Linked DNA regions of Mus musculus: all the other regions are linked to region 1. A link is a loop called in an ENCODE intact Hi-C map of the cell type or tissue named here. Cell type or tissue: gastrocnemius. All regions are shown on one strand.

Evidence for each region. Peaks named below come from ENCODE experiments on the same cell type or tissue, not always from the same donor. Only the 100,000 strongest peaks of a DNase experiment are listed, where the experiment ranks them.
Region 2: a loop joins it to region 1, with 2.4 times the contacts of the local background. A loop is called at or near these places in 9 of 42 quality-filtered maps.
Region 3: a loop joins it to region 1, with 2.4 times the contacts of the local background. A loop is called at or near these places in 3 of 42 quality-filtered maps.

What each region holds. Positions count from the first base shown.
Region 1 is chr14:23,526,139-23,534,138 of GRCm38, reverse strand. Kcnma1 (potassium large conductance calcium-activated channel, subfamily M, alpha member 1) reads left to right here. Exons shown (of 28, transcript NM_001253364.1): 7 at 3,845-3,920; 8 at 5,619-5,789; 9 at 7,323-7,414. Among named protein-coding and RNA genes, the nearest start is that of 5430425E15Rik, 20 kb to the right of the region's middle. In gastrocnemius, a CTCF peak has its summit at 4,197 (motif pointing right); DNase peaks (open chromatin) are centred at 4,201 and 4,945; H3K27ac peaks cover 501 bases.
Region 2 is chr14:23,425,477-23,433,476 of GRCm38, reverse strand. Kcnma1 (potassium large conductance calcium-activated channel, subfamily M, alpha member 1) reads left to right here. Exons shown (of 28, transcript NM_001253364.1): 19 at 7,737-7,910. Among named protein-coding and RNA genes, the nearest start is that of 5430425E15Rik, 81 kb to the left of the region's middle. In gastrocnemius, a CTCF peak has its summit at 4,240; DNase peaks (open chromatin) are centred at 3,287 and 4,212; H3K27ac peaks cover 790 bases.
Region 3 is chr14:23,250,746-23,258,745 of GRCm38, reverse strand. No RefSeq gene overlaps it. Among named protein-coding and RNA genes, the nearest start is that of Gm10248, 160 kb to the right of the region's middle. In gastrocnemius, no CTCF peak of the experiment used is centred here; no DNase peak of the experiment used is centred here.

The DNA.
Region 1 (8,000 bases):
TTGGGAGGGATTGAGAGGTGGGGCCTTGTTGAAGGAGGTGTGTTACTTTGAAGTGTCAAAGGCCACACCAGTCCCTTCCCCTTGCCTAGTGATAAGGATGGATCCTCCCAGCTTTTGCTCTAGGGCCATACCTGCATATCTGCTGCCATGCTCCCAGACATAATGGCTATGGACTTGCCCCAATAAATGCTTTTTTTCTATCAATTGCTTTAGTCCTGGTATCTTATGATAGCAACAGAAAAGTAACTAAGACATATACCAAACCAGAACAGCCACGGAGAATTCATGTATGGGAATTCACAAGTTTCCATAAAAACACAGAAATGACACTTACAAAAAGAGGGGGCAGGTTTTCATGATCGGATCACAATCTCTCCTTCAAAGCAAGGAGCTAGACTCTGCATGGTCAGTGCCACTCTAACTACTGATAATTTCATGTTTGATTCAAGCCTTTGGGCTTGGCCAGGAAGGCTGCAGATAGCCATCTCCAATGACTCTTTTTGCCACAAATACTCAATGTCTTCTGCTGGCAACCCCTCCCTCCTTTGAAGCAGTCATCTTCCAGATGTCAAAGTCCACATCCCAGCGGACAGAGAACACCCATCATTGGGGTTAATCTTGCAGGTTTTCTACATAGCTTTCAGATATTAACTTGGTCATAGGGTTCAGCTTGGAAGTCCACTTCCTCGTGCGAACAATCTGTGATGTTGCTGATGTCATACAATTAATCAGATTTCCACAACAAACCTGGTCTGTCTCAGCAGTGGTGATTAAATGTTCTGCACTCAGCAAGAGCTCCCTTAAGCACCATTAATGTCCCAGTGACAATCATTTAGAGATTAATAATCACCATATTTAGGCCATTTCCCCAAAGCACCAAGAGACGTCAGTAGATTTAATATCTTGAAAAGACTCTGCATGGTTTTTGATGGTGCAGTGCTTTCGCAGGCCCTGAGGATCTGGGAGTCTGTAAGTGACTCAATTAGGTGTTGAATTCTCCCCTGGAAATAGAGAGCAGCACATGCCTCTCCTCTCTCTGCCATAGGCTACCTGCTCTCCCTACTACTTGCTTCTCTTCAATATCAGATCACGTCTTAGGGGGCTCGAAAGGGAGAGACAGGGGAATGGGCTGCTCTGCTTTGATTTTCCATTGAGAAATTTGCCTGGAGCAAGGTTTAGTGGTAACATAGCTGATGAGACAGGGTAAGCCTCAAACTTCTGTTTTTTCAGTTGGCAATTCCATTCTCTGTCAGAGAACTTCGCTTGATATGAGGTGAAGCACAGAGTGACTCATTGAGATGTCTGGAAAAGGCTTGAAGGTCAGGAGTTAGCACAAGCAGCCTTGTGCTTGGGAGTGCTAGCTTCATACCACAGCATCCAGAGCCCTGGAGCTAACCGTATCAGGTCACAAAGTGGGCGGATATGGCCAATTCGTATGTTCTCTGAGAACATTCTAGATGTGAGCCATTTCAATTGTGTCTAGGCAAGTGGCAGAGTGACTGGGTCCCAGAGGGAGTGACAGACTTTTGGCATATCTGCACTCAGGCTGTCAGCTTCCCTCCTTAAGATTCTGCTCCTCTCTTCATCTCTTTTGGGTTTGTTCTCTGGAGGTCTTCTCAAGGATTGTATCTGAGATGGATTAGAACTCTCTTCCACAAAGTTCCTGAAAACTCTGGCAGGCTTCTCTGTTGGCTGATGTTGATGTTGGCTGAATTCCACTGGATTATTTAGTAAAGGAAGTCCTTGGTGGACACCTTGGTCTCCCATGTCAGTAGCTGTGGGGAGATTGGTCGTTAGGAAGTGATGATGGGCAAACTACAGGGTAAGGGAAAAGAGGATCCCTGAGGCTTCCTATAGTGTGTTCCCAAGCTACTTAGATGAGGCCTGCCACTTGTAGCTGTGATTCCCAGGCAAGCTATCTACACCCCCTAATGCTCGGTTTCCTCAATAGTGAGTGACAGTGGTGTTCTCACCTACCACCTGCATTAGCAGAAAGAGTGAAGAGGGGGAGGACGCAAGCAAATACTTAGTACATCAAAAAGCCCCAGCAGTCCTCAGGGACCACAAATGGTGGGTGATCCTGGCGAGGACCAAGATGCCCAGGATGGACAGTCTGCTGTTTTGCTGGCATATGGTTTCCAACCCCGAGGATGTCATCCCACACACCTCAAAAGGCTAGTTTCACCCACAACTTTGGAAGTGTTTACTCATTCTTGTCCTGAACTGTCAGAATCAATGCCAGGCAAACCGGGAACTTGGATTCCTCTCTTCAGTTATATAAATACAAGCAGAGAAAGCTCCATTCCTCATGCTCCACCCAGGAAACATGATCGCAGCCTTTGTTAGGAGGCCTCCCTTACGAATTCCCCAGGCTGAGCAACAACAGCCTCCATCCTGCCCTTTTAGCGGTATGCTCAGGATCCAAAAGCTAGCAGCCATCAATGCCACTGACATGACACTGTGGCTGTGCAGTAATAGATCTGAAAGTGGCTGAAATGGCCACATTTCCATCTCCAACTGTGGGGCCTACTGAACTAAACTTGTCAGTTTCCCAGTTCCCCCAGATGATCTTGAAGGATCCTATGAGAAATTAGTCAGTATACATCAAACATCAGCATGATGGTGTGTGGGTGCACTGCGTACATACTGTGAAAGTCTCAGATGTCACCATTGTTAACCTTCTAAGCCATTAGAAAGTAGATAATATATTACCCAAGAGAAAGAAATAGGCAGAAAGAGGGCAGTGTTACCATAGATGGATTACCCAAAGAGAAGGATTAGCTTCTGCGGGGGTTGTGTCTTAGGGTTTCTGTTGCTGTGAAGAGATATTCTGACGGCAGTAACCCTTATAGAGGAAAACATTTAATTGGGGCTGCCTTAAAGTTCAGACGTTCAGTCCATTATCATCATGGTGGGAAGCATGGCAGCCTGCGGGCAGATGTGGTGCTGGTGAATGGGCTGAGAGTTGTACGTCTTGATCCACAGGCAGTAGAAGTGACTGTGTACCACACTGGGCATAGCTGGAGCATATGAGATCTCAAAGCTCACCCCTACAGCGGCACACTTTCTCCAACAAAACCACACCCACTTCAACAAGGCCACACCTCCTAATAGTGCTTCCTCTGGGCCAAGCATTCAAACACATGAATGTATGGGGGCCATACCTATTCAAAGCACCACAGGCTGCATAGGGCCGGGAATGGGAGAACAGGAGGTGGGAGACAGAGTTCTTTTCTGCAAGATGAACGTGATGGAAACACCATTAAATATAACTTCAGGACAACTGGCATTTAAATTGGGATTGTATGCTAGATCGCATTGCTGAATTCAGTTCGTTTTCTGATATACAGATGTGTCCAGATTCTACTGCATGGTGTCTGCTCTTCGGAGCAGAATGCCGCGGTGATTAGAGGTTGGGCGGTGATGTCCACAACACAATGGCTCAAACAAAACAAATACAACCAGAAAGAATTATCACACTGAAGAAAATAAGACATACTTGCAGAGATGATGAAGTCATGGGGAAATGTCAATTTAGGTGAAGGATACACAAATTTTATTTACTCTTCTCTCTGGTTTCTTTTTAATATATATTTGAAGGGTTTTGTTTTAGACAAGTTAAGTTTTAGCAACGTTTGAGGGGTTAATGTAGGGTCTGGCTGTGATTTTCCTACAGACTCTGTTGAGAGCCTCATTCCTGACCAATGTTTCTCCCCTGAGTCAAATTTCCTTATGATGACAGCAGCCTGCTTCTGCCCCAGAAGGGAGACTGTGACACCATCGGGCAGTTCCATACGGGTCTTCTCTCTGTAACTTTGGGACTCTTCTTGTCTCCTTTGTACAGTAACTCCATCAAGCTGGTGAATCTGCTCTCCATATTTATCAGCACGTGGCTGACTGCAGCTGGATTCATCCACTTGGTAAGTAGCTGGCATGGAGCAGGCCCTTGCTAGGCCGTTTTATTACTTAACATTTGTTTTCTTGGAAAGAGACAAGTTTAGCTGTACATACAGGAAAGTGGGACAAGCTACTCAATTTTCAGAATTCCCTACCCTTAACTTCCACCCCTCAAACTGGTTCCAAATAGTGAGTAATGTTCCTAGGACCAACCGACATCTTTCAGCTTCACCTGTATTGCTTCAGGGAGACTTGCCTAGTTTTTCACTCTGTATGCAATAACCTCAGAAGGCCACAAGATGGCAGTGCTTCCACAGCAAACGCCCAGGAAAAGTCTGGCACCTATACTGAAAGTTTGAACTTCAACAGCTCTTTGTAAACAACAAATGCAAATCCTGGGATCTGTCCCTACTTCTCTCGCACAAAAAAGCTGCTTTTGACTGTCTTGCTAGATGACTTCTCAAGTCGTTTCAAAACCCCCAAATGGTTTTGTTTTTGTTTTTTTGTTTTTAAAAACTAATGACTCTTTGAATGCTATTACCAAGTCAAACCTTTCCTACCTCCCCAAGGCAGAGTTCTCTAGCCTGCTTTCAGAGAGAATAGTTACTATGAAATGTACATTTCATCTGCACATAAACTGTTACAATCAGAAGAAGCCCCCACCAGACTATAAAACTTAGCATAAGTGACTTTGTTTCCATCTGCTAAACAAGATAATTGTGGATTTTGCAAGAGTCCTATACATATTTTAATTATGTGTATGCCTGTGTTTTACTGTAGGGATATGTGCACATGTGTGGATGTACCCCTGGAGGGAAGCAGAGGGCTTTAGGCTCTCTAGAAGTGAATGCTGGAAATTGAATTCCAGTCCTTCTGCAAGAACAATGGTTCCTAACCATTGAGCCACGTCTCCAGTCCCTGTGTAACTAGTCAACCTTCACCTTTTATCATTCAGTTCCTTCTGAAGCCAATTGCCAGTTCTGGGCTCAGGTTCCCCAAATCCTGCTGTAGCCCCCACTCTTTGCTCCCTGCTGGGCTTCAGCCAAGCTCACAGAACTGAGCATCTGCGCAGACCTCAGGAACTCTGCAGCACAAGCAGAAACTATTGGCTCAAGGGCCATTTTGAAGACGTCTGCAGCCATTTCTCTGATGGTGTGTGTGTGTGTGTGTGTGTGTGTGTGTGTGTGTGTGCATGTGTCTGCAGTTTCCAAGAGGTCACTTCTCTTGTTTCGGAGGAAATTTCCAAACCTCGGAGCTCAGAATTGCTGGTGGGCTCTGGTGAAGAAAGACAAGCAGTCCCAGAAGCAGAGATGATGCTTTGGATTCAGGCTGTAGATGTGTCCCAAAGATGTTGGGTCTGGTGTTCTTAGTTACACGAATGAAAGGAAAGTCTAGAGTCTCAGCAGGAATCCCCAAGGGACTGGCAGAAGGAAGCATCTAGCACCTGCCTTAAAGAGATGCTGTAAAGTGTATCAAGCATCAGCGATGCGTAGGAAAGCACACCAGCGCTGCTCCTCCTCATCCCTGTCCTGATACCCCCTGGGGTTTCTGGTGAATCATGCCTTAGTGACTAGCAATGAGAATCATCTATTCTGTACTGCGAATATGAAGCGTATGTAAAAAACAACTTTCAGGAGCTCTGGGCATCCTGGTTTGCATATACTGTACATATGAACATCTGATGGCTTTCTTTTCTCTCCCTCCCCCCTCCCTTGCTGTAGGTGGAGAATTCAGGGGACCCATGGGAAAATTTCCAAAACAACCAGGCACTTACGTACTGGGAATGTGTCTACTTACTCATGGTCACAATGTCTACAGTGGGTTATGGGGACGTTTATGCAAAAACCACACTTGGACGCCTCTTCATGGTCTTCTTCATCCTCGGGGGACTGGTAAAAAAAAGCCCTCTTTCTTATTGTATCTATTTTAATGATTATTAATATTTTCCAATGCCCACTTCCTTAGACATAGTATTTTTAATGTGTTTTGCACTGGAAGCAAGTAACTGCCTTAATGCAACCAGGAGAGCTAAATCCAAATACCATAGTGTCTTTGTTGCATATTTCTTTAGTGTTATGCTTATCCCTTAGAACCAGACATATTGTCCTCACTGGGGACAGCCATGTCACTAGGAGCAAACCTAATCGTTTTAAGGGAGGCATGCCATTAATAAATGAGAGTGTCCTTTAGTAATGGAATTCACTATCAGATATTGTAGCTGCTGTTGATTCTGGTAGATGCTGTCCAGACTCTGTAGATAGATGGCGGTTTCAAGAGCTCCCCTCCCCTTAATGTTCCTCCCCAAACTTCCAACAAACACTGTGGCTGGCACCTGCCCCTAAAGAGCAGGGTCCCTTCACTTAGGAAATGTCATTATAGTCAGGACATAACTGTGTCTAAAGCCCGCTCCATTTCTCTCCTTGGAACAAGTTTCACTGGTTCCTATGTAGCAAGAAATCACTGCATTCAATGTAATTCCAGGGAACAGTTGCTTCATTTTCTCTTTCAAAGTAGCTTATAGCGAAGTCTGATTTTTTTTTTTTCTGTGTATGAGGTAAGTGACTGAGATTCTAGTCCACACACAGCTGTGGCGCATGTGCACTGCACACACATTTATATGAAGTGATGCATACATTTCTCTCTGTTTTGTATGCATAGGACATATACATTTTGAAAAATGTATATAAATGTGTGTGTGGGTGGACATTAGCAGCATCCCTGCAGGGTCCCGTAGTTCAGGAGACCCCATTATCCAGCCACAGAACAGACTTTGTTGGGTAAAACATGGCAGCTCCGTGTCTCCTTGCTATCCATCCTTTCCTCTTGTGTGATTTCCAAAGTTGACCTCTTATGCTTTTTAGTCATTTTTAAATGAAAATGTTTATTTTTAAATCTTCTTTTTAGTGTTTAGTATCTTTAGCTACTCATAAAAAATTCTCCTTTGAGTGTTATGTGGAAGGACTTTTTGACAGAAATGTATACATGTGTGTGTAAGTGTGCATGCGTGTACATGCATGTGTACCTGTGTACACATATGTGTATGTATGTGCACATACGTGTGTGTCCATGCATGTGTGTATCCATGAGTGCCTGTCATGAATGTGTGTGTGTGTGTGTGTGTGTGTGTGAATACTTGGCATCATTCTACAAGATGTCAGCTCATTTACGCTTGTCTCCTTTATATTTTTCTTGACTGTGGTTTATTGTTTTCTACTGTCTAGGTCAACTCACGTATGTTTCATTCTGTGTGGTTTCAGGAGCTTTCCCCTTTGTTCTGTTATTGTTGTATAATCCAACACATGAATCCGCACCTTTGCAGGTCTAATCCTTTTGTGTTTTCAGATCTTAGTATCCCCCTTCTGAAAAGGTCACCCTTTCTTTGGCCTGTCTTTTTAGTCTCTCTCTGTCTCCCCTCTTCTCCTCAGGCCATGTTTGCCAGCTACGTCCCTGAAATCATAGAGTTAATAGGAAACCGCAAGAAATACGGGGGCTCCTATAGCGCGGTTAGTGGAAGAAAGTAAGTATGCCAAGAGGTTTTTGTGGCCTCCGCGGCGTAGGGGCCTCTCTGCATGCCATTTCTGTTTGGCTCTTGTTTCTTTGTCTCATGCATGTAGGCAATGTTTGCCCGCTACGTGCCCGAAATTGCTGCTCTCATCCTGAATCGGAATAAATTCGGCGGGACTTTTAACAAACATGGAGGCAGAAAGTAAGTCAGCTGCACCTGAGGACATGTGCTTGAGTGACTTGGAAAGTCCCTGGAGCAGTGGCATTGAATCAAGCCCTTCTCGCTATCCCCCCTTCCTGCTTTTTTTAATGAGGGAGGGTGTGCATTCTGCAGAAGACTGGTTTCAGAGCATGGGAGGTGATTGGACCATCTTGAGGTCTTGTGACCATTTACAGTGTCCAAGAGATAACAGTAAATATATTCAAAGGTGTCCATGTGCACCTGGAACCATATCTTCTGCTCTCATACCTTATCATATTCACCAAGCTCATTTCACGAGCTGGTGATATGATCAAATTCTGGTCTCTGCAACTGAGGTCTCATGACTTCCTGGTAGGTCTGGCATGCACACTAATGGGCTAGAACTCTTTTCCCACTG
Region 2 (8,000 bases), 100 kb after region 1:
TTCACTCAGGAAGACAGAATGGAAGAGGAAAGTTGAAGAGAGAACTCTCACTCTCTCTGAAATTATAATGTCCTTTATAGGACATTGTGGCACATCCCATTTAAAATCCTTATAAAAAATTTGACTTCCAGGGTATTTTTTTCCTTTTCAGGCAAGTAGACAGCAGTAAACTTTTACCTTTCTTGTTGTGAAAATCACACTATAATGTACAGTACCTTTATTCCCTTAATTTCCCTTGTAGTAGGTTAAGCTAGTGAAATGTTTGATCTGCCATCATGCATGAGACACAATTGCTGCAAAAGGATTGTCTCCGCCAAGCTACTCTTAAGTGTGGCAAGGCCATAGGCTGTGTGGTTAATATTTGATACTAATCAGAATTGTCCAAATGTTGTTATTCCCAATTAGAAGGCCATAGCCTGGAGGGCAGGATGCAGACATGTTTGGGAGGATTAGAATAAAATGAATAATTGAATATAAACCTCCCTATGAAGGCCAGGCACTCAAGAAATCAGAGAAAATATGTTTGGCTCTAAAGAAACTTTTACAAGAAATAGTTATCATTGTCATTATATATAGGAGGATGCTAAGGTACCAGCCAGGCACCTCTTCGTGTTTAAGATTGGAAAGGACAGTTGACTCACCCAGCTATTTATCCAAACCTCTTAGTGCATCAATTCACCATGGAATAATACAGCTTGCACAAGAGCAAAACCACTGACAGTCTCCAGACCCTGTATGTTTTCCCAACCTCCTGTCCCTACCCAGTTTCTCCTTCCCATTCCCTCCCTACCTGTTCCATTCCTTCTCATTCAATAACCTTCAATGTTTCATGTCCTCAATCGGCGAAGTATGGCGTGTGGACATTCCATTGTGGAGATCCCGTGCTGGTAGTATAGTTTAACATGCACATCTCTTTCCATCCCTTCCTAGTTCTCCATCTGTTCAGGAAGAAAGTCCAATCCAGATGTCTAGCCAAGGAGCAATCTCTCAGGCACTAGCATTTATTCATTTTCTTTTCTGTGTCACAAACCTGGTCTAATGATTTATACTTTCCCTCCTCCCAGCCTCTGAAAAGTTGCCAGGGAGAGACTCCTGAGGGACAAGTCATGTCTAGATTGATGTGTGTGAAAGAATTTCCTTTAATTTCTAATCATTGACATATCTTTGATTTATTTTGTTTCCTCTTTGCTGCCTTGGAATACGGCCCCTACTCTATTTTAACTGCACCCTGGTAGTGATCTATTGTGAGTAAAATGGGTTCCGAGCAGCCCAGAGTCAGTTCTCCTGGTCTTTTCTCTAGATGAGATCTTTTTTTTTTTCCTTTCTGTACAGTTTTAGTTTCATTTTACTTTTGGTATTCGTGTTGCATGTAGCAGTTACATCATGCCCCAACTCGCTCATGCCCTACACAGTCCTTGTAGAGTAGCCAGGAACTGGAGAGTGCCCAGAGCCCACTCTCTATGCTTCCACCCATCCCCCAGCCTCCAGCAAGCTCTGGACACGGTCTTATTTTTCCATTAGAAAATAAGACCCTGACAACAGTGTGTTTCTCTTGAAGGCCTTTGCTCAGGACTTTTAAGGGACACTGGTTAGGCTAGAGTAATTACAACTCTAGCTATAGATGCTTTGTCCATTGGGGGTCATAGTCATGCTTGCCTTTGATAAACGACACTTGTTTTTCCCTTCTACAGAGCTTGAATTCCTCTCTTGAAGGAAACACATAGGCTACATATATATTCCTAAGTTGTGATATATATATGATATGTCCTGGGGTAGCTTATATGTAAAAATGTGTATTTTTATATATAATCATAGAGATATTCCATAGAGAGAGAAATACAACGATCACATTATAGATGCCTCTCTGTACAAGAAGGTGCTTGCTGGAGATTTAATTGAATACTCCTTTGGGACTGTAAGTATCTGCCTTTCTGAAGACAAGTGGTAATTATTTCCTACAGTCTACGGCATTTCCTTGCTTTCAAAACTTCTCCTTAAGTCAACGCTCAGTGATTCCTCCACAGTTCCTCTGGGAAAGTTAAGCATCCTGGAGGAGCCATGTGCTTATTTCAGGGCAAAAACAAACAAACAAACAAACAAACCAACCAACCAAAAAACAAAAAACAAAAAACAAAACTCTGTTAGTTAATTCAAGGAGATTACTCTTTTTTTTTTTTTTTCATGAGTGAACCATGTAGGAATCTAAGCAAGCCTCTAGACTTCTCTAACTTACTAAAGACATAAGATCCCTGTCATCCAATCGGATATAGTTTTAAAGGTCAGTATTTCTATGTATAACCTACAACTGGCAGACATCAACTTTGGGTCTTGACTTACAGACATAAGACTCTCTGAAAACAGGAGACCCAATGTACAACTCATTGATTCATTGGCTCTGGACTATGGAGATGTATCAGCACCCAGGTCTTTCATCTTCCTTTGCAGAAGAAGGAGAAGGAGAAGAAGCAAGTTGACTCCCAAGTTCTGGTAGCCTTCACTGTTTGGAAAATGTATAATGTTCTGGGTGAAGCCAAAACAAAATAGCAACCTTCTTCAATACAACACACAGTTCTGCCCAAATTGGCTCTGCGGAAAGTACGTGGAAGCATCACTTCTACACCCTGAGAGCTTTCACACTCTAGCACTCTTTGAGAACTAGACGGCCACACAAAGCCAGTCAACACACAGCTCCAGAGGCAGTCTCTCTCACCTTCCTCTGCCACAGCGTGACTGTTGTGAGCCAGATCAACTAGCTGGGTGTGTACTCCAGGTGGCTGACTTTAGGCTCTGTCCTTGCCTTTTTCTGATCACAGAAAGCCATGCATAAGACTTTTCTTCTTCTTCAAAAGGTAACAGGAGGAACTGGGTTCAGGGGAGATATCATTTCTCATTTATAGGATTTAAAAGACCCTCTTATTCCTAGTGTTTCATCTAACAATATACCTCAGACAAAAGGGTTTTTCTTTTGTAGAGGATTTTGTTTATAATTTGAGCCTTTGAAGAATGGTTTCATGTTAAGAAACAATGCTTCCCTTCCCTAGACTGATTTAAAAAGTGGGCTGTGGTCTAAGAAGTGTGCCTTAATTTAACAGCATTTTTTTTTCCTTTCACACTAGTCTCCTCTTACATATACTCCCTTGGAGACCAAATTATTTTCCCTCTAGCATCTGGAAACCTCCACTTTGGCCTCTTTGGCAAGGCCACTTTTCCTCTCCCTTCCAATCCACCCCCCAAATTAAGATTCTGCAATTGCAACTTGGCTGGCCATTTGGTTGCTGATGCCGGAGGTAGATGGCACTGCAGACAGCATGGGCTGCAACCCTTCCTTCCATTCCAGACTTGGTGCAGAAGGGCCAACCAGCAGAGGACCTGAGGCCTGATACCTGATTGCATCAGTGTGCCCCAAGGAAAGAAAAGTGACCATGCTCCATCTGCAGCAGGTTTCATTTCTTAGCAACACGACCTTTGACAACAGAGGAAAAGTCGGGCAAGTGTGTCTCTGAGAAAGCCTTCCACTGTAAACATTCAACAGTAAACAGATAGCTTTGATGGTGTCCACTAGGGAAGTACTTCTGTTTTGTCTCTATAAATACTACTAGGAAGTCATAATGGAAGTATTGGATGGGCATCCATTTTATTGTGTTGAAGAGAAGCACATGAAAGCTTTCTTCTGAAGCGATGAAACTGCTCAAACAAAGTTATCTGTTTTTTAGAGGAAGGTGAGACCCAGGATCAGACTCTTGGCACTGACATGATCTCTTCACATCATTGGTACTGGTCCAAGAACAAGAACATTTTGTGGGCCAAAGAGAAAAGGAAGTCTCGGGTGGCTTATATATTTTTCTTTCCCAGAGTTAAGTTGGCCTATGGGGGCAGTTTATAGAGCATAAAGTTCCAAGAGCCCCAAGACAGAGTGACAAGTAGCCACACCATTAATAATCTGGCCCAGTCCCTCTCTCAGGAAGCTGCTGCAGAGCTGAGGCATGGGGACCCCATCCACCAATACACTTAAACCAATGTGTTTGCAAGTTGCCACTGTTGACCGCCCCAGGATGCTGTCCCAGGACCTTTCAGCCATTTGTCCTCACTACCCCTAAACATCCGCCACTGAACTGAAATAACACCACAAGATTTCAAGTCTTAGAGAGGAGACAAGGCCTAGGAGAGATGAAACAGCAAGGTCAGGGTTTGCTCTGTTAAGGAGCTGCTTGCTCTCCTACAGCAGTCCACTAGATGTCCTCATAGACCTACTCTGCTCTGCTCTCACACTACAGAAAACATTTTCATTGGTGACTGGGAAGAGCGGTGGATGGCTACTAACTAAGAAAGGAACTCAGCAAACAACAGTGGAGAGAAGATTTTCTTACTTTCTTTTTTTTTTTTTTTAATGACTAGGAATACATGAGAAACGTGTTTTAAATAGATACTGAAGTATTGCAAGTAGGTCTGTGAAACTCAACCTTAGGGGTTTAAAGTACCTCTCTGATACTGGAAACAAATCCTCTGACCCAAAATCGGATGTACAAAAAAAATAGCCACTAAGAAGGCTCTGGAAATCTGTAATTCACTGGAACCAAAGTGAAGGGTTAGGAAGCTGTAGAGTTGAGGAAGGTGACAGAGGAAGTCTGTGATGTAGTACTGATACAACTTTATTTTATAACCCAAGAATAAAATGCCCACATATTCTGGAACACCTACTACAAGGGAGGCAAATCTTCAGCTTTTCTTTGCTAATCTTCACCATGAGTAATAACGGTCCAGAGGGAATCTCTTAACTGAACATACATCCCTCAACCCTGATGGATTGCTCCATCAGATGCAAGGTCAGAATCACCCTTCTCCTCGGCTTAGGAAACAGACCTAGAAGCACATAGGTGATGACACACGTGACTGGGGTGGTGCAGAAGGGGGGCACACACTTAACTGGTTGTCTTTACTCTAGACCTTGTGGTTCATGAAGGTTTGTCAATATGTGGGGCTCAATCATTTTTAACTGTTTTTGTCTTGTCTCTGAGCCTCATGTTGATCATTCTTGCTGGTGTGTGTGTGTGTGTGTGTGTGTGTGTGTGTGTGTGTGTGTGTGTGTTGCTCTTTGTCTTTTGAGATTTCTTTTCTGCATTTGGTGGGAGTGTGAAATGACTGGGCAGGAGTGTTGACTAAGAGCATGTTTTCTGTTTTATGCATATGCTGCTCTGGAATGTGACTGCTTATAATTAACAGTTAATCTTCTTATAGCAAATGGGTTTCTGCTGCCTCAGTTACCAGTTGCAGCCTGTTACTGCATGCTAACAATATGAAATTTTACAACAGTGCATGGTCTCCGGAACAGCCAACCATGACAGTTGCAAACAGTCCCTGAAAGCCACTGGTTTGGTGTTTTGCTCCTTCCTGAACATTTTGGAAGTGGGAGGCTTCCATTGCCCATTGTGACAAGTTGACCTCTGTGGGGGGAAAAAGATTCCAAAGTTACCTATTCCCATCACCCTTCCATATGTATATATATATATATATATATATATATATATATATATATATACACACACACATGAACTTTCTTTCCCCATAAATGTGTCACATTCTATTACCATGCATGAACCCGAAATGGCAGTATGAAAATGAAAACCAGGGACTGTTGCTAATGAGAAACATAGCATTTCTGAGTTTGATGGGATTTTCTGCTACAGCATTTGATTTAAAAACAGAAAAAAAGAAAACAACTTTCAAAATAATTTATCTACAGTGAAACAACAAACAAACAAAACAAAAAAATCATCTCCATTCTCCTCGCCTTTGTAAGTAACAGGTCCATAGGTCCAGTTAAAGCATTACGAAAGAAAAAGCAAAAGACTGGCTTTCCAAGTTAAATACCAGATCTGGATACGATTCAGCTAAATTTATTTTCATGTCTTCCATTGAAGATTTTTCTTTTCTCCCATTCTTGACTTCAGCCACTGCTGTTGATCAAGATGACCTGGACATTGGCTGCAAGCCTTGGGGGTTCCTCTGACTCAAATGCTATGGCAGATTCTTAGTTTTATTTTTTTTGGTAACAAGCTAAGAGCAAAAGAATGACACACTTTAAGTTGAACAGGGCTGGGGTTGCATGTTAATCAGTGCAACAGTTAGGATGCTAAAGGACCATGTCACTGGGAATGTGAGCCTATTCACAGGAATGGAGATGCTGTTGGAGGTCTCTCATTCATCTCCCCCCAGTGCCTGCTCTTCACAGTCATGATGTTCTCCTTGCTTGACAAGCCCACTGTATGGCAAGTCATTAAGGTCTTAGAACAGGGCTTGACCCATGTGAGAGATTTAAACCCTTTCCTGGTGACTGTAACATTCAAAGAGAGTAAAACCACAAGTTATATTTTAAACTAAGACAGTGACTATTCTCTACAAAGGAAAAGAAATAAGGATAGTGTGGAGGACGGGGTGGGAGTGGAGATAACACCTCCTTGGTCCAAGTTCAGTGATTGGCTGTGATACTTGGAAGATTAATGAGTTTTTCTCCTACCCTGTAAGAGGAGCAGGCTGGTTCCTGCTAAGTGAGAAGCAAACATGTTTGCCTGTTGTAGCATCAAAAAGAGGTGCAGTGGCTTCTCTTGTACTGAAATATAAATTGACCACAAGAGTAAAACAGGAAACAATGGGGGCATTAAATTAACGAGCTTTGCATGTCGGTATTTGAGGTGGCTCCAGGGTCAGTACCAAACCTTCACACTATGCCAGAGTCTTAAAAGAACCACTGAGGGTTCCTGAAAATGCCAGCAAGATATTTCACATGCCAAGTATTTCATGTTTTGTTGTTTATAATCTCTCTTGGCTAATATTTTCTGTGTAAGGAAAAAAGTATGATTAAACCAACTAATTGCCTTCTAATTCTCTGGTGGGCAGGGAGAGAAAGGCAGCTCTCCCAGTTGATACTCCCATGAGTAGCTAAAAGCAATCTAGGAAACCAACATCTCATATTGCTTTGGGTGATTTTTTTATTTTTTTATTTTTTGTGAACTTCCTTTAATGTATCCAGCGTTAGCCCTGAGTAGAGGCATTTCTTATATGGACAGATTTGGATATTTGTTCTGTCAAGAGTAAATTTAAATTCCTGTAGCTATCATGTAAACTCACTCCCGGGAAGTTCAGCGAAAGCATCCTCAGATCTGATATTAACACGTAATCGTTTCACATTTAATTTGATGGAAACTTGTCGCAGGCTCTGCTTAATGCCCAGAAATAGATGAAAATGAGAAAACCTACATATTAGATATGTTTATATCCTGCAAAAAACATTTATTGTACCAAATTAGCAATTCATTTAACTGATTGGCTGTGTGTCTCTTTTGCCCTCCTGCATTAATTTTGTCAGGGGGAGAATGGTGGTTACATCTTTTTTTTCTGTCTGTAATTTGCTTTTTTTTTTTCATCCAAGAAACGGGATGTGTTCAGCCATGCCTTCTTCCTGTGGTCACGGCTCCATCGAGGGGACAAAAATGATATGCAACAGCCTTTGGGAATGATAAAGGCAATTTATATTTTCACTGCTTCTTTTTATTTTTGATGTACAACCAAACTGTCACCAACAATCACTGCATTTTTTTTCTTCTGTTTCTGGGTCAAGACTGTTAACGTGAACTAAGACCTGTGTTCAATCCTCCAGCGCCCTTCCAGCTGCCTTGCTGTATGTGACCTTGCCATTAACCGCGCTCTTCCTCTCCTCCCATCCAACCACATGGTTATAGCCAAGATGTCCATCTACAAGAGAATGAGACGAGCATGTTGTTTTGATTGCGGACGTTCTGAGCGTGACTGCTCGTGCATGTCAGGCCGTGTGCGTGGTAACGTGGACACCCTTGAGAGAACCTTCCCGCTTTCTTCTGTCTCTGTTAATGATTGCTCCACCAGTTTCCGTGCCTGTAAGTTTAACCTCAACACACCCAGTTCCATGTCTGTGCTTGTCTGTGGTAATCAGCCCTGTGTTTTGTGTTGTGCCCTGTGGTCCTGTA
Region 3 (8,000 bases), 280 kb after region 1:
TGTTGCTTCCTGTTATTTTTGTTGTTAGAGTTGGGATTCTGTTCTTGTGGCTATATTCTTTTAGGTTTGTTGAAGGATTATGTTCTTGCTCTTTCTAGGGCAGTTTCCCTCCTTGTGTTGGAGTTTTCCCTTTATTATCCTTTGAAGGGTTGGATTTGTGGAAAGATATTGTGTGAATTTGGTTTTGTCATGGAATACTTTGGTTTCTCCATCTCTGGTAATTGAGAGTTTTGCTGGGTATAGTAGCCTGGGCTGGCATTTGTGTTCTCTTAGGGTCTGTATAACATCTGTCCAGGATCTTCTGGCTTTCATAATGTCTGGTGAGGAGTCTGGTGTAATTCTAATAGGTCTGCCTTTATATGTTACTTTAGCTTTTTCCCTACTGCTTTTAATATTCTATCTTTATTTAGTGCCTTTGGTGTTTTGATTATTATGTGTCGGGAGGAATTTCTTTTCTGGTCCAGTCTATTTGGAGTTCTGTAGGCTTCTTGTATGTTCATGTGCATCTCTTTCTTTAGGTTAGGGATGTTTTCTTCTATAATTTTGTTGAAGGTATTTACTGGCCTGGCCTTTTAAGTTGATAATCTTCACTCTCATCTATACCTATTGCCCTTAGGTTTGGTCTTTTTCATTGTGTCCTGGATTTCCTGGATGTTTTGGTTTAGGATCTTTTTTTTTTTTTTTTTTTGCATTTTCTTTGATTGTTGAGTCTATGCTTTCTATGATATCTTCTGTACCTGAGATTCTCTCATCCATCTCTTGTATTCTGTTGCTGATGCTCGCATCTATGATTCTCTTCTCTTATATTCTGTTGGTGATGCTTGCATCTATGGCTTCTGAATTCTTTCTTATGTTTTCTATATTTAGAATTGTCTCCTTTTGTGATTTCTTTATTGTTTCTACTTTGATTTTTAGATCCTGTATGGTTTTGTTCAATTCCTTCAGTTGTTTGGTTGTGTTTTCCTGTAATTCTTTAAGGGATTTTTATGTTTCCTCTTTAAGTACTTCTACCTGTTTAGCTGTGTTCTGCTGTATTTTTTTAAGGGAGTTATTAATGTCCTTCTTAAAATCCTCTACCAACATCATGAGATATGATTTTAAATCTGAATCTTACTTTTCCAGTGTGTTGGGATATACAGGTCTCTCTGTGGTGGGAGTCATGGGTTCTAATGATGCCAAGTAGTCTTGGTTTCTATTGGTAAGATTCTTACGTTTGCCTTTTGCCATCTGGTAATCACTGGTATTAGATGTTCTTGCTGTCTCTTGCTTGAGCTTGTTTCTCCTATGAGTCTATAAGCCTGTGTCAGCACTCCTGGGAGACCAGCTCTTTCCTGGCAAGACCAGTGCACAAAGGGCTGTGTAACAGCCCCATCTCCTGGCTCCAGATATAGGCCCATAGGATCCTGTCCTACAAGCTCTGTTGCCTGTGCTCTCTGGAGTGGACCTGCTTTAGAGAGACACTGGAGGGAAAATGGTGATCTCACCTGAGTCCTGTGGTCAGAGCCCTCCCTCGAGGCAAGCTCTCCTCTGGGAGTGAAGGTTCACAGAGGCCTGAGGATCAGCTCCACCTCCTGGAGTTTCTTAATCCAGGTAAGTTGATGAACAGTTTAACCATCACAGCAATGCTTGAAAATCAACAGCCTTATATTCACAAATAATAGTCAATATGAAGATGGAGAAACTATAGTAAAAAATTAAGTTGCCAAAAATAAGCTAAACAGGAAATATGCACAATGTTTATGAGTAAGACTTTAGGAAGTCTTTTGAAAGACAAAAACTATACTTGATCTGATGTCATCCTTCTTGACTAAAATGACTCAACTTTCTATCAGTATGCGGTCTGCTAAACTGCAATAGTTCTGAAAAGAGCAATACAAGTTTGATGTAAAGCTAGGCTTGTTTATGTTGAAAATCAGACATAATAGCAGTCAGGAAAACAAGCATAGAGGGCACAGGTGGATTAGTAATGGAGGCAGTAGTAAACTTTACCAGACATACATTTCTAGAACCTTTTTACAAGTAAAAGAACCTTCTTTTACAAGTAAAAGAATCTTACCAGACATTTAACTCTATAGAGAGCCCTAAGAATTCAACATGCCAGGAAGTCTCGCAAGCCAAATATCTCCAACAACTAGAGAGATGGCTCAGTGGAGAAAATACTTGCCAGGCAAGTGTGTGTGTGTGTGTGTGTGTGTGTGTGTGTGTGTGTGTGTAGATAGATTAGATAGATAGATAGATAGATAGATAGATAGATAGATAGATAGATAGATAGACAGAGTGTATCACAGGCACAAGCAAACACACAAACATGCAGATACACAAAAGCAAATTAGTCAACTGGATATGAGAGCATATTCTTACAATTCCAGTACTCAGAAAGCAGAAGCAATAGGATCAGGAGCCCAAGGCCAGCCTTAACTACTTAGTGAGGCTGAATCTGCAAAACAATGTGCCTCTAATCAAGGAACCATATCACGAGTCAAAATGGATTTATTGATAAATTATACAAAAACTAAGTAGCCAATTCAAGAAAGATCACTTTAAACCCAGACTTCACACCATACCCAAGAAGAAATTGAAGAGTTTATCTGATGCAAAGATTTATATACAAAATTTCCATATTCTACTACATTCTTAAGAATACTACTCTATCATCTATCTATCTATCTATCTATCTATCTATCTATCTATCTATCTATCCTATCTATCTATCTACAGCTTAAGAGAAAATTAGCAAAATATATGATTTAGGTATAGAAATTGCATAATGGATAAAGCAGAAGTTGGTTTAGAAGTTAGAGAATAAAACAGGAATTTGCCATTCCATACAATTATACATAATCAATTAAATGAAGTTAAAATAGGAAAACTTGCTCTATCTTAAGGTTATATTTTAAGAAATAAACAAAACTGATAGAAACAAAAAACATGGTAATCATAATATTGGATAAGATTCATTTGTGTTTGAATACAGTACACCTATTTCTATGTATACACACATATGTATAGTTGTATGAGAAATTAGATAAAACCAAGTTGAGAGACAAGTCATAAAATAAGTGGCCAGTATTTTTAAACAAACCAAGCCATGAAACTCAAGGATTGAGAAGGTTTTTCAGATTGATGATTATTTAGACAGAAGTGGCTGAACTCAAGGTTCTACATTGGGTTGGATCGTAACCCCCAAAATGGATGTAGGTGAGCAAACTGGTAAAATTCTCCTAAGCCCTATAGACTAGCTGTTAGTATTCCATCAGTATTGATTTCTGGATTTTGTTGATTACATTGTTAGCGCATGTGCGTTCTGGTCACAATTTATGTGGTAATGCTTTGTTTGCCATGTTTTGTGCATTCTTATGAATTTGAATTTATTTCAAAATAATAAGTTAAAGAACTAGACAAATCTAATGACCTAACCTCTCTGGAGTTTGGTGACAGACATTTAAGTGCATAATAACATGCTTTTTCTTTTTTTCTTGGTGTCCCTGTACAAGAATTTGTAAGGTCTCACCCTACATCATGCAGAGTTCTCTATGTAACAGTTGTGGGAAATGAATGAAAATTACTAACTACTAGTTTTTACTAGGATTATACCCCATTTTAATAATAAAAGGAAATATTTTTATTAACTAGGAAGTTTCCTTTTAACAGCAAACTTGTTGGTATCCACTTAGCTAGAGAGAACAAGGACTCAAATATCACCAAGGGCTTTTCTCTTTTTTGTTAATTGAACAAGAAACATACCTGGTTCCCTTCAAAAGTGTTGTTCAGACAGCTTGAGACTGCCTGGCAATTGCTTGTCTGGGGTAAATGCAGAAGGTGTAGTTAGCCATGTGTCTATGGCTGGGTAAATATTTCTCCTTGGAAGCTAGGTGTGGTAACTGCTGTAGCAAGAAACAGACTAGAATCACTTCATTAGTTGAAATGGAGATTCCAAAAACATGTTTAAAGAACACCACATCCTCAATAGAATTCTGAGCTCTTTCACACCTTCATGCTGCCACTGCAAATGATCGCTACCAGCCCCTCCTGCCCATCACCACAGCTGGATCAATACCTGTGCTGCATATAAAGTTATGTCTTACAGAATGTCGATATTAACCTTTCAAGTATGCATCTTTCATGATTTATCCATCAATAGCTCAACTAAATATGTTTTATATGCTGCAAGCACTTATTTTTACCTGGCAAGAAAAGTGACATTTCAAAGCTAACTTCCTTCCATCAAGACTATCTTCTGGAGTAAGGGATATATCTTACCTGGCTGGGCTGGAACTAGCCAAAGCTTTGGTCATATATGAAGGCTATGTTCAGCTTTGGTCATGTACATATGGCTATATAATAAATATTGACAAAATAATTCCCAATTTTAAATAATTACTTTTAATTTTTACAGAAATTTTAAAAGCTTGATGATATTATGTTTTGTACATCTAAGAAATAAACCTGTGTAGAGTTACATCCCCAAAGTCACTTAGTTAATGCAAATAGGAGAGAGAGTCACTGTAGCCATGTGTGTCTTGGGCTTGGTATTCAATAATGATGTAAAATGTATCCAGTCACTTTATGTGTTGTTGAGGATAGTTTGGGCTTAAGAACAATCTCAGTTCTAGTCTGTCCTGTAGTTCTAGTCTGACCATAGTATTTCTCAATCTAACTATTCAGCTAAATCTGTTATCTCAATGCTCCAGGGTGACAGATTTAGAGCAGGAAAGTTCCCATGAGTCACTGTGATGCCTGTACTTTCTGGTCCTGTTAACAAATCACAAAGGGTTGTGTCTTGAGCAACGTGTTATCGCTCCAGCAGGACAGGGGTGTTCTGAAGAGATGCTTGCCTGTGCCCCTCCTTTTGTCTGCCAATCAGCCATTTAGGTAGAAAAAAAGCAAGTGGCCAACATACCCTATCCAAAGTTTAGGTAATCTTATTAATAATCAGGAAAATGCAACTTTTGAAAATGTTATATTTTACAATCAGTAGAGTTAGTCATGTGACAAGTTAAGATGTTAATATGGAAGAAATTTAGTGGCCACAGAAAAAAGAAGACATGGGATTAAGAGGAGAAATTGTTGAGAAGGATTCCTGAAAGACATAGGAATAAGGGATGAAGGGAGATATTGTGACTAAAATTAATTATGTAAATCTATAAAACAGCCAGGCCGTATGAATATTTTTTAAAGAAATAGTAAATCATGTGTACTAATAATGAGAACCAAATGCAATTACAATTGCATTTACAATTAACGTCATTAATGCCAGGACTTTAAAAGTATTTTGATCAATCTACCCGTAGACACACTCACCAGATATCATCTTACAAGGGTATGTGGAGAAGTTTTCAACCATGCTGGCTAATGACCTGTGTGTGATACCAAATTAAGACATGCTGTAAATCATGATGAATGGGCTGTACATAGTTCCGTGTAAAACATTCTAGAACAAATGAAGAGAGTCAGCCGCAGTCCAGGATGTAAATTTACATCCCACAACCTACAGTACAGCCTGTAAATTTAGTGCACACTTAAACCCAGAATTATCCATTGGTAGGAAGCCCCTCAGACAGACCTTTACAAAGCTTAAAACAATAGCATAAATTATGTGACTATAAGCATGCACTTATGTGACAAAAGTATACATGAGTCAGATGTATAAAACTTCGCAGTCATGTCGCAGGTATGAATATGCATGAGTTAGCTTTTTAAAAGTCAGACTAAACATTCATCTGCCCATTGTACCACCAGGAGATAAATAAGAAAACTTCTGTGTCCAGCTATAAAATTTCCTATTCTTTCTCGATTTAGCCCCCCCACCCCCCATCAACGACTTTGCCTTCCTCTTACTGGACAAAAGCCCATAACTAATTTCTGTCAGATGACCTGAAGCAGTTCAGTATCATGAGAGAATGTATACCTTCCGAGAGGCATTGATCTGGGCCATCTCTAAGCAGTAGCTTACAGCCATTTGCCTTGCTTCTGGGGCTGAGTCTAAATGGTTAAACCAGAAAAGTGAACTCACTCTTCTAACGTTTACTATTGTAAAGATCTGGCTAAAAACAAACACCTTGTGTCACGTTAGAGTGCCTAAACCGCAGTCACTGTGTTCAACACTAGAGTTATTTTAAAAACAAAACAAAACAAAACACAAAAACCAACCAAACAAAAAGAGTTGTAAGCTTTGAGGTGAATGAAGACAGGGTGGAATTCAGAAAAATGAAAACACCTTACTCCATCTATTGAACATCCACACCATCAGCTATTATTTTCTGATCCTACGGAAGGAGTGCATTCTACCCCTGGGACTGGCGGTTTACTGAAGGGCTACAGTAGGGCCTGGAGAAACCTGATCGGCATTCACACAGCCACCCTCAGCTGTCTTCCAGGCTTATTAAACACCCGGCACTGTAAACTCCAACTTGTTTCTTTAAAAATTGTTAAAGCAGATATGCCAGCATGTCAATAGCAGAGTAATATCCAAACCATATATTATTCCTTCCAAGAGGCTACAACAAGGTAATGCGCATCGCCCAACGAGGACAAGACTAATCGCGGTGCAGGGCCGAGGCTGTGGAGATTTCCCCAGGGAGTCCATCATTTTATCATATGCCACAGCTTCTCTCCATCAGCATGCTTTCCAGAGCTGCTCCTCTTTCCTCCACAGGTACCATGCCGAGGAAAGAGCTCCCTGATAAAACCTACCTAGCACAGATCCGGCCTGGTGCACAGGGCCATGTTACTGGTATACTGAGTAAGGGAATCCGAGGCTGCTCACTAACAGGTGCTTTGAAAACTCACCAGCATCCAAGTGACCATTGCTTTGTGTGCTTCAGCAAACTGTCAAATGACATATGTCACAGCTCCTCCTATTTCAGGCTACCCTGTCTCTGCTTTGAATGAACAACTATGACAGGCTTCAGAAACAGGACTATGCTCTCATGCATGTGTACATATGTACATAAGTACACATAAGGCATATTTATCAGTCCACATAAGACATATTTAGCAGTACACTTAAGACATATTTAGCAGTACACTTAAGACATATTTAGCAGTACACATACAGACATATTTAGCAGTGCACATAAGACATATTTAGCAGTACACATACAGGCATATTTCAACATACACATACATATTTAGACATAGACATAAAACAAATATTTAAAAGGCTGGTCATAAATACAGTTTGCCATTCTGCTTCTGAAATTCTGATGAGATAGACCAAGACCCATAACTCTTAAAATCACATAAGGCTACAAGATTCTGCATGATTGCTTTTCTCTCTCAAGCGGAGGGGTCAGGTAGAGTTGCACATAGCACTTCTGCTGCTATTTGAGAAACATAAAACCCACTTCGTTTTGCTGCTTTGGACTTTGTTTAGTGATTGCATCCATAAGAGGCATGATTCACCTTTGTGATGATGGAGATTGAATGCTAAGCAGTGCCAGCTTAGAAAGTATTGACAGGTCACAGTCAAATTTGAGGTCACCAGGATCAAGATAGGGTGACAAGCTCTAAGCATCTCAAACACTGAAGAACCCCCCCCCCCCACACACACACACACAAACATCCTGCCTGTGTTGCGTAGCACAATACTGGCCATAGGGCTGGAGAATCCCAGGATTTTTAGGTGCCTAGGGAATTGGCATAGTTCTCCCCAGCTCTGAAATCCCACAGTGGTCATTCTGAGTTACTTTAGTCTCAGCAGTCACAGGAAGTTTTATGTTCACTCAAGTGGCATTGAGTTGACCTGGCTGGAGATGAAAATATATTTTCCATCCTTTGTTCTCCTGAAGTGCCCTGCACTCCCTCAGCCCATGCTTCCTAGACAGCTAAGATGGACGGCAAGGAGCTGTTAAAACATCTTGCTGGTAATGAATAGAAATGAAGCGATTGTCTGCAGAGACCTGTGTGGAGGTGGCAGGGATGAAGGAGGGCAATTGTTTTGTGAAGTACAGTTGTCACTCTGTGTTAATAACTGAACATGACCTTTCCGTGACAAAAAT